Linked DNA regions of Homo sapiens: region 1 is linked to region 2. The links are chromatin loops, found by intact Hi-C in ENCODE. Cell type or tissue: Caco-2. All regions are shown on one strand. Each heading gives the region's core, and the rest is flanking DNA. Links, peaks and the distances in the headings are about the cores only.

Evidence for each region. Peaks named below come from ENCODE experiments on the same cell type or tissue, not always from the same donor. Only the 100,000 strongest peaks of a DNase experiment are listed, where the experiment ranks them.
Region 1: it touches region 2 in a loop (5-fold over the local background); 2 of 110 quality-filtered maps call a loop at or near these places.

What each region holds. Positions count from the first base shown.
Region 1 is chr20:50,008,743-50,017,064 of GRCh38, forward strand. No RefSeq gene overlaps it. Among named protein-coding and RNA genes, the nearest start is that of SCREEM1, 18 kb to the right of the region's middle. RefSeq lists an enhancer at 7,042-7,769. In Caco-2, for the core only: no CTCF peak of the experiment used is centred there; DNase peaks (open chromatin) are centred at 4,089, 7,439 and 7,785.
Region 2 is chr20:50,067,568-50,075,889 of GRCh38, forward strand. No RefSeq gene overlaps it. Among named protein-coding and RNA genes, the nearest start is that of TRERNA1, 30 kb to the left of the region's middle. RefSeq lists a silencer at 3,753-3,992 and enhancers at 5,489-5,998, 5,999-6,508. In Caco-2, for the core only: CTCF peaks have their summits at 2,960 (motif pointing left), 3,159 and 3,872 (motif pointing left); DNase peaks (open chromatin) are centred at 2,944, 3,864 and 8,224; H3K4me3 peaks cover 649 bases.

The sequences.
Region 1 (8,322 bases), core at 187-8,186, 59 kb before region 2:
GTAATCCCAGCTACTCGGGTGGCTAGGGTAGGAGAATTGCTTGAACCTAGGAGGCGGAGGTTGCAGTGAGCCAAGATCCAGCCACTGCACTCCAGCCTGGGTGACAGAGCAAGACTCCATCTAAAAAAAAAAAAAAAAAAAAAAAAAAGGGCCGAGCACGGTGGCTCACGCCTGTAATCCCAGCACTTTGGGAGGCTGAGGCGGGTGGATCACGAGGTCAGGAGTTTAAGACCAACCTGGCCAAGATGGTGAAACCCCAACTCTACTAAAAATACAAAAATTAGCTGGGCGCAGTGGCAGGCACCTGTAATCCCAACTACTCGGTAGGCTGAGGCAGGAGAATCGCTTGAACTCGGGGGGCGGAGCTTGCAGTGAGCCGACATCGCGCCACTGCACTCCAGCCTGGGCGACAGAGTGAGACTCCATCTCAAAAAAAAAAAAAAAAAAAATTAGCCAGGTGGCGCATGCCTACAGTCCCAACTACTCAGGAAGCTGAGACAGGAGAATGGCTTGAGCCTGGGAGGTGGAGGTTGCAGTCAGCAGAGATGGTGCCACTGCACTCCAGCCTGGTGGGCAGAGCAAAACTCTGGCTCCAAAAATAAAATAAAATAAAACGAAAAATAAAAGAAACAAAAACAAAATACCTTCCCTGACCATCCCAGGAGCCATTTCATGCCCACCACCGTCACTTCCCAACCCCCTTCCCTGCATTATTCCCCCCGCCCCGCCCCCCCCCGCCCCTGCACTCACTGGCACCTGACACTTTATTTCAGGGGTTTCTTTGCCAATGTCTGGTTCCCCCCGATGGAATGTCAGCCCCAGGAGGGCAGGGAGGTTTGCATCTGTTCACTGCAATACTCCAAGCCCTAGAGCAGTGCCTGGCACGAAGCAGAGGCTCCACAACGAAGCTGGGCTGGGAGCCCGACTCATTGTAATTGCCCCATTCCTCCTGCACAACCTTGGACAACTTCTTCCAACCCCTGAGCCTCCTCTACCCTCCTGCAAAGGCTCAGAGAAGGCTTTGCCACCCAGGTCGACTAGGAGGGTGCCATGGGTTCTGAAGCCCCTCCGCACCCTTAGCAGGGCCCAGCGCAGGCTGGCTGCGATGTTTGCTCTTTGTCTTTACGGTGTTTCTGAACTTGGAGTTCTGGAGGCTGCGCCTGCCGGGCCGAGGAGGGGGCCCTTTCTGCAGCCGCAGGCGGAGGCCCCTCGCAGCCCGGGCGCCCCTCCAGGCCGCGGCCCCGGCGAGACGAATGCAGCACACGGCCGCCTTTATGGGGCCCGCAGACAGCGCGTCGCCAGGCTAACCCTGCGTGGAAAATTCGGAGGTGGAAGGCGAGGCGCCTTATTGAGGGGGCCGGCAGCGGCGGCGGCGGCGGCGAGGGGGCGGCGGGGGCTGTGCGGCCCGGGCCGGAAACGTGAGCCGGGCTGGGGGCGGCGACCACCCCCGCGCATTCCCCGGCCCTCCCGGGACCACCGCGCGCCCCGGCCGGCAGGTGGAGGAGCAGGAGGCGCCCTCACCGTCCCCGCCCTGGGAGGACGCCTTCAGGGCCAAGCTCCCCTGGCCTCGTTGACCTCCTCCGCTGAATAGGCCCTTCCCTTTTGGGGCGGCAGGACTAAATTGCGGCCTGGGGCCCAGGACACGGGAGCAACCAGCGACACCGGTCACTTACGGATGCTGTTAACACGATGGTCCGCCCCATGGACCACAAATTGAGGCTGAGACACTCAGGAGACGGTGGCACACTCAGATGCCAGGGCCGTGCCCCATGGCCTAAGGGGACACCTGAACCACACTAGAAATTGGAGCGGCCCCTGAAAGTGGAGGTCATTAATAAGATCAAAGTTAAGGGCCCAGGACCTGCAGGTGCCCAGCCCGGAGCTGCCATGGTGGGGCTGGAGCCACCCCGAGGTACCTCTCTGAACCTCAGTTTTCTCATCTGTCAAGTGCGGATGGGCCAGGCACTGTGTCAGAAGCCCAACGAAGAACAGAGGGCAGGAGCCACTAGCTTCTTGACTCCTGGGTTTCCATCCCAGGCAAGGCAACAGACGGATGCCCCTGGCAGAGGGACATAGAAACAAAAAGTCAAGCCCGGCCCAGTGGCTCAGGCCTGTAATCCCAGCACTTTAGGAGGCCGATGCAGGAGGATTGCTTAAGCCCAGGAGTTCAAGACCAGCCTGGGCAACATAGCGAGATCCTCTCTCTACAAGACATTTAAAAATTAGCTGGGCATGGTGGCACGCATCTGTAGTCCCAGCTACTCGGGAGACTGAAGTGGAAGGATTGCTCGAGTTTGGGAGGTTGAGGCTGCAATGAGCTGTGATCATGCCACTGTACTCCAGCCTGGGAGACAGAGCGAGACCCTGCTTCAAAAAAGAAAGAAAGAGCCGGGCGCAGTGGCTCACGCCTATAATCCCAACACTTTGGGAGGCCGAGGTGGGTGGATCACCTGAGGTCAGGAGTTTGAGACCAGCCTCCTCAACATGGTGAAACCCTGTCTGTACTAAAAATACAAAAAATTAGCCGGGCATGGTGATGTGCACCTGTAATCCCAGTCACCAGGAGGCTGAGACAGGAGAATCGCTTGAACCCAGAAGGCAGAGGTTGCAGTGAGCCGAGATCGCGCCACTGCACTCCAGCCTGGGCGACAGAGCGAGATTCTGTCTCAAAAAAGAAAGAAAGAAAGAGCCTGGCACAGTGGCTCACACCTGTACTCCTAGCACTTTGGGAAGCCAAGGCAGGCAGATCACAAGGTCAGGAGTTCGAGACCAGCCTGGCTAATATGGTGAAACCCCGTCTCTACCAAAAATACAAAAATTAGCCAGGCATGGTGGCAGGCACCTGTAGTTCGAGCTACTCGGGAGGCTGAGGCAGGAGAATCACTTGAACTCAGGAGGCAGAGGTTGCAGTGAGCCGAGATTGTGCCACTGCACTCCAGCCTGGGTGATAGAGTGAGACTGTCTCAAAAAAAAGAGAGAGAGAGGAGCGAGGAGGGGAGGGGAGGGAAGGGAAGGGAAGGGAAGGGAAAAGCTGCACAGGTTGCATATATAATTAACACCCTGGGTCCTTGGATTGGAAGGAGAGAGGAGGCATGAGAGGATGACTGGAGGAAGGGGAAGGCAGGTGACCCTCCAGGATATGGGACTTGGGGAAGGGGCAAACCCCTAATTTCTTTTTTTTCCTTTTCTTTTTTATTTTTATTTTTTTTTTTTAGATGGAGTCTTGGTCTGTTGCCCAGGCTGGAGTGCAGTGGCACAATCTCGGCTCACTGCAGCCTCGGCCTCCTGGGTTCAAGTGATTCTCCTGCCTCAGCCTCCCAAGTAGCTGGGACTACAAGGACCCCCCACCATGCCCGGTTAATTTTTGTAGTTTTAGTAGAGACGGGGGTTTCACCATGTTCGGCCAGGCTGATCTCGAACTCGTGATCTCAGGTGATCCTCCCACCTTGGCATCCCAAAGTGTTGGGATCATAGGCATGAGCCATCACACCTGGCCCAAAGGACCAATTTCAGACTCAGACTCAGAGAAGGCAGAAGTGAAGCTCAGGGTAGCCAGGTGTTGATTTTTGCATTTGCCGTTCCCTCTTCCTGGAACACTTTCTTACCCCTGTTGTCTCTGCAGCTGTTTCCCTCACTTCCGCTAGGCTGGGGCTTGAAGATCGCCTCTTTAAAGAAGCTTTCTCAGACCATGTGTCTAAGCCCTGCTGCCTTGGCCCTTCTCTTTGCCCCTGGCAAAGATACTTATTTCTTTTTATTATCTTGCATGCCTTTGGTTCACTTGTTTCTTGTCTGTCTCCTCCACCTGCCAGTGAGCTCAGTGAGGGTGGGACTTCGTTCACAGCTATAGCCTCTGCCCCCAACCCAGCACACAGTAGGTGCTCAAGAAATGCTCAAGCAGTGAATGAATGAATGGACAAAGCCAGGCCGTGGAAGACAAAGAAAGCCTCAGCTTTCTTTCTGGTGACTTGGTTTCTGGCTAGCAGAGGACAGGTTTCCTGAGTTACAGATAAGCAGAAGGTCAGGTGAATCAACGATAAGGGATGATAAGGCTCCAGGACCCACCGGCTGTTCCTGCCTCCTGGGGCCCCACAGAGGAAGCTCATTTTCAGCTTACTGCAGAACCTCCAGCAGAGCCGGGGCCTGGGAGCTGGGAGCCTACTCTGACTGCCACTGCTGCGGGGTGAGAATTCTCACACATTGTAAACGCTGCCCTGGCTCCTTTCTGGCTGGGGCAGCCAGGTGGACCTGCCCTGGGCTGGACAGGAGGTTTCCAGGTCCCCAGGATGGATGGTGTGTGTGACGGGGCCTCCCAGACCCCAGGATCCTCTTCCTGGGGGCGGGGCTTGGGCACTGGGTTCCCACAGATAGAATAGCTTAGAGCTCAAGGGTGAGCCAGCTGCCTGGGTTCAAATCCTGGCTCAGCCATTTAGAATTGGGCAAGCTATTCCAGCTGTACTGTGGTCCTCACTGTAAAAAGCTATAATAGTAGAAGTGTGTAAGAATACAGTACCTGGGCCTAGTTCGGGGCTCTGATCAGCTCCTGTGCCATAGATCCCTTTTTTATTATACATTTAGATTCATGTGTGTGTGTGTGTGTGTGTATATATATATATATATATATATTTTTTTTTTTTTTGAGACAGAGTCTCGCTCTGTTGCCCAGGCTGGAGTGCAGTGGGGCAATCTCAGCTCACCACAACCTCCACCTCCCGGGTTCAAGCAATTCTCCTGCCTCAGCCTCCTGAGTAGCTGGAACGACAGGCACGCACCACCATGCCTGGCTAAATTTTAGTAGAGATGGAGTTTCACCATGTTGGCCAGGCTAGTCTCAAACTCCTGACCTCGTGATCCGCCCACCTCAGCCTCCCAAAGTGCTGGGATTATAGGCATGAGCCACCACGCCCAGCCTTAGATTTACCTTTATAAATGAAATTGTATAGCATTAAAGTAAAACATTATATTAAACTAAAGTCATTAAAATATTTAATAGCTGAATGTTTGATATGGTGACAGCTGTGCTTTTTGGTTTTTGTTTATTTATTTATTTTTGAAACAGGCACTTACTCTGTTGCCCAGGCTGGAGTGCAGTGGAATGATTATGGCTCACTGCAGCCTCCACCACCCAGGCCCAAGCAATCCTCCCACCTCAGCTCCCTGAGTAGCTGGGACCAGAGGCCCACACCACCACACCCAGATAATTTTTTGTATTTTTGGTAGAGACAGGGTTCACCATGTTGCCCAGGCTGGCCTCAAACTCCTCAGCCTCCCAAAGTGCTGGGATTACAGGCGCAAGCCACCATGCCCAGCCAACTATGGTAATTTTGAAATCAGGAAGAGGACGAATGCTCTTTCTATGACACTGTAAAGAGACATGGACAAAGGATTTCTGATTGACAAAGCCACCGTCCAGCTACTGCCACTGTGGTTTCCCACGTCTGCTCGTAAGGGAAGGAAATGCCAAATTCCAGTTGGCGGTTAGTGAAAATCAGGACATCCCTTTTTTTCCCCCAGTCCAAGTTCACAGATCCCTGAATTCTCTTCGAGGGCCCTGGAGGTGGTGGTGAGTGATAGGATCTCACTGGGGATGGTGCAGGTGCCCAGAAGGAGGGGAGTCAGATGGGGGCTCCCTCAGGGGTTTGAGCTGGAGTGCTGAGTGCCCAGTGTAGGTGGCCTGGGTTGGAATCGGTCTCTGCCCACACTCCCTGGAGACCTCGGCCAGTGGCTGCTGGTCTCCAGGCCTCCTCTGAGGAATGGCCTCCTCGGCCTCTAGGGTTGAATAAGGAGGAGGTGGGACAGCGTGTGGCCTGTGTTGGCACAGGGGTCTGGGCTCTTGATAGAGGGGTTGGGGGAGAGGCCGTCCTGTGCCTTGGAGGGGGCCCCTTCCCCATCCAATGGCCTCTCCGAGGTCTGGGCCTGTGTGGAAGTCACCGTTTTGTGTTTGTGTCATCTGGGTAAGCTGGTGTGTCTTTGTGTGTTGGGGTGGATGTGTGTGTGTGTGTGCAGGTGTGAGTGTAGGGGCACATCTAGGAAGGGTGTCAGGCAGTGTGAGTCAGCGTGTTGTGTGTGGCTGTGTGTGTGAGCAGGGGTCCGTTCTGAGAGTGCGTTGTGTACGTGTGTGTCAGGGTTTGGTATGGCGTTCACTGGTGTGTGTGTGTGAGTTGAAAGTCTCTGGTGTTAGTTGATGGGAGTGAATGTGAGACTGTGGGTGTATTTGGGGACGTGGGGGGTGGACTGATGTGTGTGTGTGAGCACACATGCAGCAGGGTTGGTGGGCGGTGTCCAGTGTGTGTCTGTGTGAACGTGTGTGGCCCTGTCACCGCCGGCTCCAGGCCCAGCCACATAAACTTCACACCCCTGCGGGCGGGCTCCAGCGGCCCCGCAGCAGCCGCGTAGGGCAATGGGAAGCAGATGGGCCAGGAAGGAGGCCATATGGGGCTGGGGGTGGGGGCGCATTCCTCCCTCCCAGGGCCGCCAGGAAGCCCCCTGCCTGCCGGCCCCCCCATCGGGGTGGGAGCTAGAACTGACACAGTAACAAATGTCCTGTAGCCAGCGTGGAGTCAGCGTGGAGCCGGCATGGAGGCAGCCCCCGCCCCACAGCGGGGGGTAGAGAGAGAGAGTATAAATGAGGGGGATCCAGGAGATGCCGGCGGGGAAGATGCTGCCCTGATAAGCCACACCTGACCCCACGGCTGTGCACCCTTGGGCGCCGCACATACCCCCTCCGGGCCCATTTCCTTGGCAGGGTGGCTGTTGGGGATGGAATATAGGGACGTTCCCCCCACCCCCCACCGCGCCCCCTCGTCCCCTCCCCCCCTCCCCCCGCCTCCGTTTCCAGACCAGGGTAGGACCCTAACTCCAGAAACCCTGGTAGATGTCAACAGCAACAGGGTAAGGAGCTGCTAACCTGGAACTTGACTGCATTCCGGCGCTGGGGAGTGGCGAAGAGGTGGGCTCTGGAGCCAGGTCTGCCTGGGTTCCAGTCCGTGCTCTGACACTTCCTGACTGTGTAACTATCATCTGGCAAGTCACCTCCTCTGTGTCTCAGTTTCTTCTCTGTAAAGTGGAGGTAATAATAAGAGCACCTCCCTCCCCGCAGGCGGTGATGAAGGAAGTGCTTGCTCATCCTAGGCCAATCCCAGGTTTTGGCCAGGCTTGGGGCTTCGTAAATGTTAGCTACAAGCACCAGCTCCTGGGGGCTTCCCACACCCCCAGGAGGTTGCCTGGACGTACTTTGCAGAGGAGACCAGAGAGGTCAGGTACTCGCCAGTTCACACAGGGTTTAAGGGGCAGAGATGGGTTCAAACCCAGGCCTTCCATCCCCGGCGCCTGCTCTCCTCACCACTCCTCAGGGAGCATGGCTGGCGCCTCCCTTCCCACCCTCTCCAGCTCCGCCCCTGCCCTGTCTAGGGTGAGCTGCTGGGCTGTTTCTTGTCACATCCAGATGAGAGCAGAGGCTGGGGCCCTCTTCCAGCTGAGACAAGGTCCAGGAGGTCGCTGGAAAGGCGGCAGGCTCCTCCCACTGTAACCCTGGCCCCGACGGTGGGAGCCAGCCCTGACTTTCAGGCCCTAATTAGATTTAGGCAGCTCTGGGTGCAGACCCTGGCTCCCCTCTCCCTGCTGTGTGACCCAGGGCAAGGGCCTGGAGCACTCAGAGCCTCAGGGGTATCCGGGGACAGGGTAGCAGGGACTCAGCCATGGGGAAACGGCAGCGACTGTTCTTGCAGCGAGTGTCTGATGAACGGCCCCTATTAGTTCCCCCCTCGTGGAGGTCGAGATCAGGCAGGGCCGGAGTGGAGGGAAGGGCTTAGAAGCAGAGCTTGCTCTGGGTGGCTTTGGCCTGGTCTGTTCACCTCCTCCAAGGCTCCCTTTCCTGTTTCCCAAAGCAACATCATCAGGCAGGTTTGTCGGGAGGCTTAACAGGATCATGTGAAAGCACTTGGCACATGCTAGGTGCTCAACCAGTGCTGTGTTGGCTTCTCTGTCTCTCTCTCTCTCTTTCTCTCTCTCTCTCTTTTTTTTTTTTTTTTTAATTGAGACAGGGTCTCACACTGTCACCCAGGCTGGAGTGCAATGGTGTGATCATAGCTTACTGCAACCCCCACCTCCCAGGTTCAAGGGATCCTCCTGCCTCAGTCTCCTGAGTAGCTGAGATTACAGGCATGGGCCACCACGCCCAGCTAATTTTTGTATTTTTATTTTATTTTATTTTTTGGAGACAGAGTCTCGCTCTGTCGCTCAAGGTGGAGTATAGTGGCAAAATCTCAGCTCACTGCAACCTCCACCTCCCTGGTTCAAGCAATTCTCCTGCCTCAGCCTCCCAAG
Region 2 (8,322 bases), core at 246-8,245:
TGTAGGATCTGCCCCACCACTACCCCTCCCCCACCCCATCTCCTAAGCCTCCTCCTCCCTCCCTGACCCTGTACTCTGCTCCAGCCACACTGGCCTCCTGGTTGTTTCTCCAACAAATTAGGCATGCTCCTGCCTCACGGCATTTGCACTGGCTGCTTCCTCTGCAGGACACATTCTTCCCCCAGATGTCCACATGCCTCACTCCCTCACCTCCTGCAGGTCTTTGCTCAAATGCCACTTCTCAAGCATCAGGCACCTGCCCCCATTCCAATTTTCAATGGCACCTCTGCCCCACCCCATCCCCTATCCCCCTCCCTGCCTTGTTTCCCTCTATAGCATTTATCACCATCTCATCTTCTACATGGTTTACTTTTTCATCTGTTTACTGTTTCTCCCTAGTCCTTTGCCCTGACTGTCACCATTCCCAGAACATCCATTTCACGAGGGCCGCGTTTTCTGACTATTTTGTTCCCCGCTGTGTCTGCTGGGCCTAGGGCAGTGCTGGGCACACGGTAGCTGCTCATTAAATATCTGTGGAATGGGCAGCTCTGGAGTGTGGATACCAACATGCCCCTGGTGAAGCGGGAGCTCTAGGATTTGGAATCAGCCTGTAAGCTGTAGAGGGCAGTGCCCTTTGGATGGCACAGCCAGGTAGGCATGTTCCCAGCAGGGGTTTGTGGGAAACGGCTGTGGAGGGTCCTGGTGTCTACAGTCAGATTCCCAGGGCAGGATGCTGACAGATGGGCCATGGCACGATGGGGAGGCCAGGTGGTGTGGCTGGGTCCGGCTTTAAGCCTCTGGCCACCGTGTCAGGTTTGTAAAGCAAAGGGTCAGGAAGGCACCAAGGGCAGTGTGGCCGGAAGTGAACGGCCCAGGCTTCTGGGAAGAAAAAGAATTACATTCCAAGGAACCCATGGCTTGGGCGCCTGAGCCACTGGGGGCAGGGAAGAGTATGAAAGAGGCAGGGCTGGCGTGGGCAGATGGTGGCCTTGCCTGAGGTTCAGAGTGGTCAGGTCTGTAGGTCAGGGTGACCCTGGAGAGCTGGGATTTGGACCAGGTCAGGGGAAGTGTCCCCCAGATTGTGAATGGCTGGGGCGTGGCAGCCAGTCCACAGCTCCTGCTGCTGTTGGGAGGGGAGACCCCCACTCTGGGCTGGGGTGCAGCTCAGGGAGCCCCGGAGCTGACTGAGCCACTTCCTTGTGCCAGGCGGTGTCCATGTCCACCCCCAGGGCGAGATGTGGGCAACCAAGCCAAGAGAGGGGGCTGCCAAGGCCACAAGCTCATCCATGTGTCCATTTATCCATCTGTCCATTTATCCATCTGTCCATTTATCCATCTGTTTACAGAGTGTCTATTGCATGCCATGTGCTGCAGACTCTTTTTTGAGACAGAGTCTAGCTCTGTTACCCAGGCTGGAGTGTAGTGGCATGATCTCGGCTCAGTGCAACCTCCACCTCCCAGGTTCAAGCGATTCTCCTGCCTCAGCCTCCTGAGTAGCTGGGATTACAGGTGCCCACCACCATGCTCAGCTAATTTTTGCATTTTTAGTAGAGACAGGGTTTCGCCATGTTGGCCAGGCTGGTCTCGAACTCCTGACCTCAGGTGATCCACCTGCCTCGGCCTCCCAAAGTGCTGGGATCACAGGTGTGAGCCACTGCGCCCAGCCCCTGTGCTGTGGACTTAATGTGATAATGTGACTTGCATCTTACCGCCCAGGGCCTCTGCTCTTGCTGTTCTCTTGGCCTGGAACAATACCTACCAGACTCCAGGGCTGGCAGCTCCTCCTCACTTGGGGTCACCTCCTCCAAGAGGCCCCCTGCCCACTGCTGCCTGCCTGCCCTCTGTTCCTTTACTTGGGTATGTGCTGAACGCCTGGAAAAGAACCTAGTGCATTTCCTTCTTTGTCTGTTGTCTAACTCCCCCATTCAAATATCAGCTCCACGAAGGGAGGGTTTTGTCTCATCACTGCATGTCCCTACACACGGTATTTGGCACACAGTAAACACTCAATGAATGCTTGTTGAATGAATGAATGGACAAATGAACAAATGGAAGCTCTACTGGGGAAGCTCAGGGATGGAGACTGGCTCCTAACCCAGAGGGAGGGGATGTCCTGGGTAGCGCAGTCCTGGAAGATGCAGTCACTGGTAAACTGAAGCCTAAAGAAGCTCAGGCAGGCAGGTGAAGAAACCAGGGGGATGGTTTTGTTTCAAAACACCTTCCTCCAAGGGAGGAAGAGGTGAGCTACCTCCAAGGTTGCTCAGAGGTGGAAACTGTGATTAAAAATAAAAAAGGCGGCCAGGCATGGTGGCTCATGCCTGTAATCTCAGCACTTTGGGAGGCCAAGGTGGGCGGATCACCTGAGGTCAGGAGTTTGAGACCAGCCTGGGCAATATGGTGAAACCCCATCTCTACTAAAAATACAAAAAGTAGCCGGGTGTGGTGGTGCACACCTGTAGTCCCAGCTACTTGGGAGGCTGAGGTAGAAGAATCGCTTGAACCCGGGAGGTGGAGGTAGCAGAGAGCCGAGATAGCGCCACTGGACTTTAGCCTGGCGACAGAGCAAGACTCCATCTCAAAATAAATAAATAAACAAATAAGGCTAGAAGTGGTGGCTCACGCCTGTAATTCCAGCACTTTGGGAGGCCAAGACGGGAGGATCGCTTGAGGCCAAGGGTTCAAGACCAGCCTGGGCAATATAATGAGACCCTGGCTCTACAAAAACAAACAAAGCCTTTAATTCATTGCTACCATAAAAATCGAGACATTTCACTACATCCTGATGTCCCTGTCTCTCTTGAAGACTTGGAAGATTTGGCCATGTGGGCCAGCATTCTAGAGGCAAAGGTGGTCAGTCCTGTGTTCTCCACAGCCCCTATCAGGTCCTTGAGGTATGTGAGCTTCAAAGCCTTGTATTCACAGCATGACCCCCACTACCCCCACCTGCTGGGTGACCTTGGACAACCCTTTCTGAGTCTCAGCTGGTCCTTGGCAAAAAATGGGTTGGAGGCCAGGCATGGTGGCTTACGCCTGTAATCCCAGCACTTTAGGAGGCCAAGGCAGGAAGATCACTTGAGCCCAGGAGTTTGAGACCAGCCGGGGCAACACAGCGAGACCCTGTCTCTACTAAAAAAAATTTTTTTTTTTTGAGACTGAGTCTCGCTCAGTCACCCAGGCTGCCGTGCGGTGGCGTGATCTCAGCTCACTGCAAGCTCGCCTCCCGGGTTCACGCCATTCTCCTGCCTCAGCCTCCTGAGTAGCTGGGACTACAGGCACCCGCCACCACGTCCGGCTAATTAAAAAAAAAAATATTTTTTAATTGGCCAGTGGCCTGCACCTGTAGTCCCAGCTACTCAGGAGGCTGAGGCAGGAGGATTGCTTGAGGAGGAGGTTGAGGCTGCAATGAGACTTGATCATGCCACTGCACCCCAGCCTGGGTGACAGAGTGAGACCCTGTCTCTAAATGAATAAATAATTAGTTGGGCGTGGTGGCGCCCACTTGTAGTCCCAGCTACCCGGGAGGCTGAGGAAGGAGAATCGCTTGAGGCCAGGAGTTGGAGGCTGCAGTGACCCGTGATCGCATCACTGCACTCCAGCCTGGGCGACAAGAGACCCTGTCGCAAAAAAAAAAAAAAAAAAGAAAGAAAGAAAGAAAGAAAAAGGGTTGGAAGCGCACTGGGGGAAAAAGCTTGCCCACTCCGCTTTGGGAGCCTCCAGCAGGCTCCCGCTGTGCCAAAGGCACACACCCAGATGTCCGGTGGTCCACCCCTGCCCCGGCGGTCACGCCTGTCCCCTCCTCCAGCCCCAGCCTCGGGTCGGCTGAGAGATGACGCGTGGCCCGGCCCAGCCGGAGCGTTGGTCCCTAGAGCGCTAGCGCCCTCTGCTGGCCAAGGGCGGGCGTGCAGGCCCGAGCCAGAACGGGGAAGCCGGGCGCCAGGAGAGCGGGGAGGAGCTTCACTCTTCTGGTCGGTGAGATGGGGAAGAGCAATAGCGAATACATAAGCAGAATACACCGAAAGGAAAGGAAAGAACAATAGCGAAATAACATTTACGGAGGGGTGCTCCGTGCCGAGGACTGCAAGAAGCCCACACCATGTAAAACCACACGTAATCCTTAGAATAACCCGGCGAAATGGCAACGGAAACGCACAGAGAGGTTAAGGAGCCCTCCCGGGGCCACACAGCTGGTAGTGGAAACGGCTGACTCCTGGGCCTGCACTGGCATCCACCGAGGCGGAGAGAGGATGTGAAGGTGTCACCTCCGCTCATTCACTCATGCATGGCCTTCCAGCCAGCCATTCACCCATTCACAAGTATTCACTGAACACCTACTGTATGCCCAACATTGTGTGAGATGGCAGGAACACAGCCGTGAACACAATTGGCCTCATCCCTACCCTCTTGAAGCTGACATTTTAGTGGGGGTGGGAGGGGGCAGATAATAAACATGAATATATCATTAACAGCTGGGCCAGAGGCCAAAGGATAAACCTGTATGCGCTCGCTGATGTTACTCAGGCTCCTACCCCAACATGATTTTTTGCCGCATCTGAGCCCTACCTGTACTTTTACTTGACATTTGCTCCTAGATAATTGGTTTTTACTTAAGTGTATATATATATGTGTATATCTATATCTATATCTATATCTATGTATATGTTTATTTATTTATTGAGACAGAGTCTCGCCGTGTTGCCCAGGCTGGAGTGCAGTGGCACAATCACGGCCCACTGCAACCTCCACCTCTTGGGCTCAAGCGATCCTCCCACCTCAGCCTCCCGAGTAGCTGGGACTACAGGTGTGCAACACCATGCCCAGCTAATTTTTGTATTTTTTGTAGAGAGGGGGTTTTGCCGTGTTGCCCAGGCTGGTCTCAAACTCCTGGACTCAAGTGATCTGCCCACCTTGGCTTCCCAGAGTGCTGGGATTACAGGCATGAACCACTGTGCCAAGACAAAGTTGCTGGGTTTTTTTTGTTGTTTGTTTGTTTTTTGAGATGCAGTCTCACTCTGTCTCCCAGGCTGGAGTGCAGTGGCACAATCTCGGCTCACTGCAACCTCCGTCTTCCAGATTCAAGTGATTCTCCTGCCTCAGCCTCCCTAGTAGCTGGGATTACAGGCACGCACCACCATGGCCAGCTAATTTTTGTATTTTTAGTAGAGTCGGGGTTTCACCATGTTGGCCAGGCTGGTCTCAAACTCCTTGACCTCAAGTGATCTGCCCACCTGGGCCTCCCTAAGTGCTGGGATTACAGGCATGAGCCACCGTGCCCGCCTGCCGAAGGGTATTTTTAAAAGGGAATTTCGGCATGGTGAAACTCTGTCTCTACTAAAAATATAAAAATTAGCCGGGCATGGTGTTGCGCACCTGTAGTCCCAGCTACTTGGGAGGCTGAGGTGGGAGAATCGCTTGAACATGGGAGGCAGAGGCTGCAGTGAGCCGAGATCGCGCCACTGCACTCTGGCCTGGGCCACAGAGCGAGACTCCATCTCAAAAAAAAAAAAGGGGGGGTGGTGGGAAATCTCATATCACCACACCTACCCAACCAGTATCAGTTGTCACCTATCAGACAGCATCCTGGACTGAGGGTGAGGTATTGACATCACTGTTATATTAATCAATGTCCTTGGCATGCCACATCAGTTCCCCTGGTTCCTGGCAGGGGCACTAGAATCTCCCACTGGGAACCCCAAGATGAAGCCAGCCCCAGGGCCAGGCCTAGGGAATGAAGGTGCCATCAGCTTCTGAAGAAGGTGGGTGGCCTCTCCAGGATCCTCCAAGCCACTGTGGCCTGTGCTTTCTCTGGATTCTGCTGGTGACCCTGAAGAATCTGAGGCACAGGCCTTCCCTGGCCAATCAGAAAGCAGTGGCTTCCATCTTAGCTTCCTGCCCACCATGGACAACCCTGGGTCGTGGAACCCCCGTCTGCTCTCTTTCATGGCTGGCAATGGGTGTAAGGGGGACTTGCTCAGATCTGATTCTCAAAATTCCTGCCAGGGAAGGCCAGGCTTCTGAGCCAGTCCATCTGTTGCCCCCTGACCCAGCCACCCAGCTTCCCTGCATGCAGGGCAGAGGGAACAGGAGGCCCCACGGGGCCACTGGGACCCCTCCCTTGTCACTGCCAGTGGCCTCACAGGTCCATGTGACCCACCAAGAGAGGAAGGCCAGGCCCAGCCCTGAGGAGTGATTCATTCATTCAGTTTACACAGTCAGACTTTGTGCTGGACACTGTTTGTTGTTGTTGTTGTTTTGTTCTTTGAGACAGGGTCTCACTCTGTCACCCAGGCTGGAGTGCAATGGTGTGATCTTGGCTCCATGCAACCTCCGCCTCCCGAGTTCAAGTGATTCTCCTGCCTCAGCCTCCGGAGTAGCTGGTATTACAGGTGTGCACCACCACGCCTGGCTAATTTTTGTATTTTTAGTAGAGACGGGGTTTCACTATGTTGGCCAGGCTGGTCATGAACTCCTGGCTTCAGTGATCCTCCCACCTCACCTCCCAAAGTGTTGGGATTACGGACTTAAGCCACCGTGCCCGGCCTAGACACCATTTTTTATTTTATTTACTTATTTATTTATTATTATTATTATTATTATTATTTTGAGACAGAGTTTTGCTCTTGTCTCCCAGGCTGGAGTGCAATGGCGCGATCTCGGTTCACTGCAACATCCGCCTCCTGTGTCCAAGTCATTCTCCTGCCTCAGCCTCCTGAGTAGCTGGGATTACAGGCACCTACCACCACACCCAGCTAATTTTTTGTATTTTTAGTAGAGACAGGGTTTCACCATGATGATCAGGCTGGTCTTGAACTCCTGACCTCAAGTGATGCACCCGCCTCTGCCTCCCAAAGTGCTGGGATTATAGGCGTAAGCCACCACGCCAGGCCTATTATTATTATATTTTGAGACAGAGTCTGGCTCTGTCACGCAGGCTGGTACAATGGCTTGATCTTGGCTCACTGCAACCTCCGCTACCCAGGTTCAAGTGATTCTCCTGTCTCAGCCTCCCGAGTTGCTGGGATTACAAGCACGTGCCACTACGCCCAGCTAATTTTTGTATTGTTAGTAGAGATGGGGTTTCACCATGTTGGCCAGGCTGGTCTCGAACTCCTGATCTCAGGTGATCCACCCACCTTGGCCTCCCAAAATGCTGGGATTACAGGCGTGAGCCACTGTGCCCAGCCTTCAACACTATTTTTAACACTGGGTTCATGGCAGTGAAGAAGCCAGATGAGGCGCCCACCTGCAAGAGGGACAAAGGAATAACTACTGCAATGAATGAGATAGTTAAAATACACTGGGCATGGGAGTCCAAGGCGGGTGGATCATTTGAGGTCAGGAGTTCGAGACCAGCCTGGCCAACATGGTGAAACCCCGTCTACCAAAAATACAAAAATTAGCCGGGCGTGGTGGTGCACGCCTGTAATCCCCAGCTACTCGGTAGGCTGATGCAGGAGAATCGCTTGAACCAGGGATGCAGAAGCTGCAGTGAGCTGGGATCGCAGCACTGCACTCCAGCCTGGGTGACAGAGTGAGATTCTATCTAAAAAAAGAAAAGAAAAAGAAAAAAAAAAGAGGCCAGCTGCAGTGGTTCACGTCTGTCATCCCAGCACTTTAGGAGTCCAAGGCAGGCGGATCGCCTGAGTTCAGGAATTCGAGACCAGTCTGACCAACATGATGAAACTCCATCTCTACTAAAAATACAAAAATTAGCCGGGCATGGTGGCAGGCGCCTGTAATCCCAGCTACTCGGGAGGCTGAGGCAGGAGAATCACTTGAACCCAGGAGGCGTAGGTTGCAGTGAGCCAGGATAGTGCCATTGCACTCCAGTCTGGGCAACAGAGTGAGACTCTGTCTCAAAAATAAAATAAATAAAATAAAATAATAAAATAAAATAAAATATAAAATAAATAAATAAATTAATTAATTAAAATAAATAAAATAAAATAAAATATGCCTGTATCCTTGGATGGAGAAACCTGCTCCTAGAACTGTGTTCTACAGAGGTATGCAAATGCACACACATGCCCTGAGGCCAGCGGGCAGCAGAGCAGCAGAGACCACCTCAGGCCCAGCAGTCCAGGCCTGGCCACCGTGGTGGTGGCCCTTCATGTGCTGGGTGTGCTGCGCTTAACTACGGAGCGGATCCCCAAGGCTGCTCTGCAGGGCACTGGGAAGAATATCCCGGGGAGGAGCTAAGTGGAGATCACATTCCCATTTGCGTAAAAAAGTGGGGGAAGTGCATGAGGGGAGGGGGAAAGAATGCGGAGTGGTGCTGGCTGCACTTGCGTTTGCTCGCGTGCTGCCTGTGCCATCTCAGAGGCT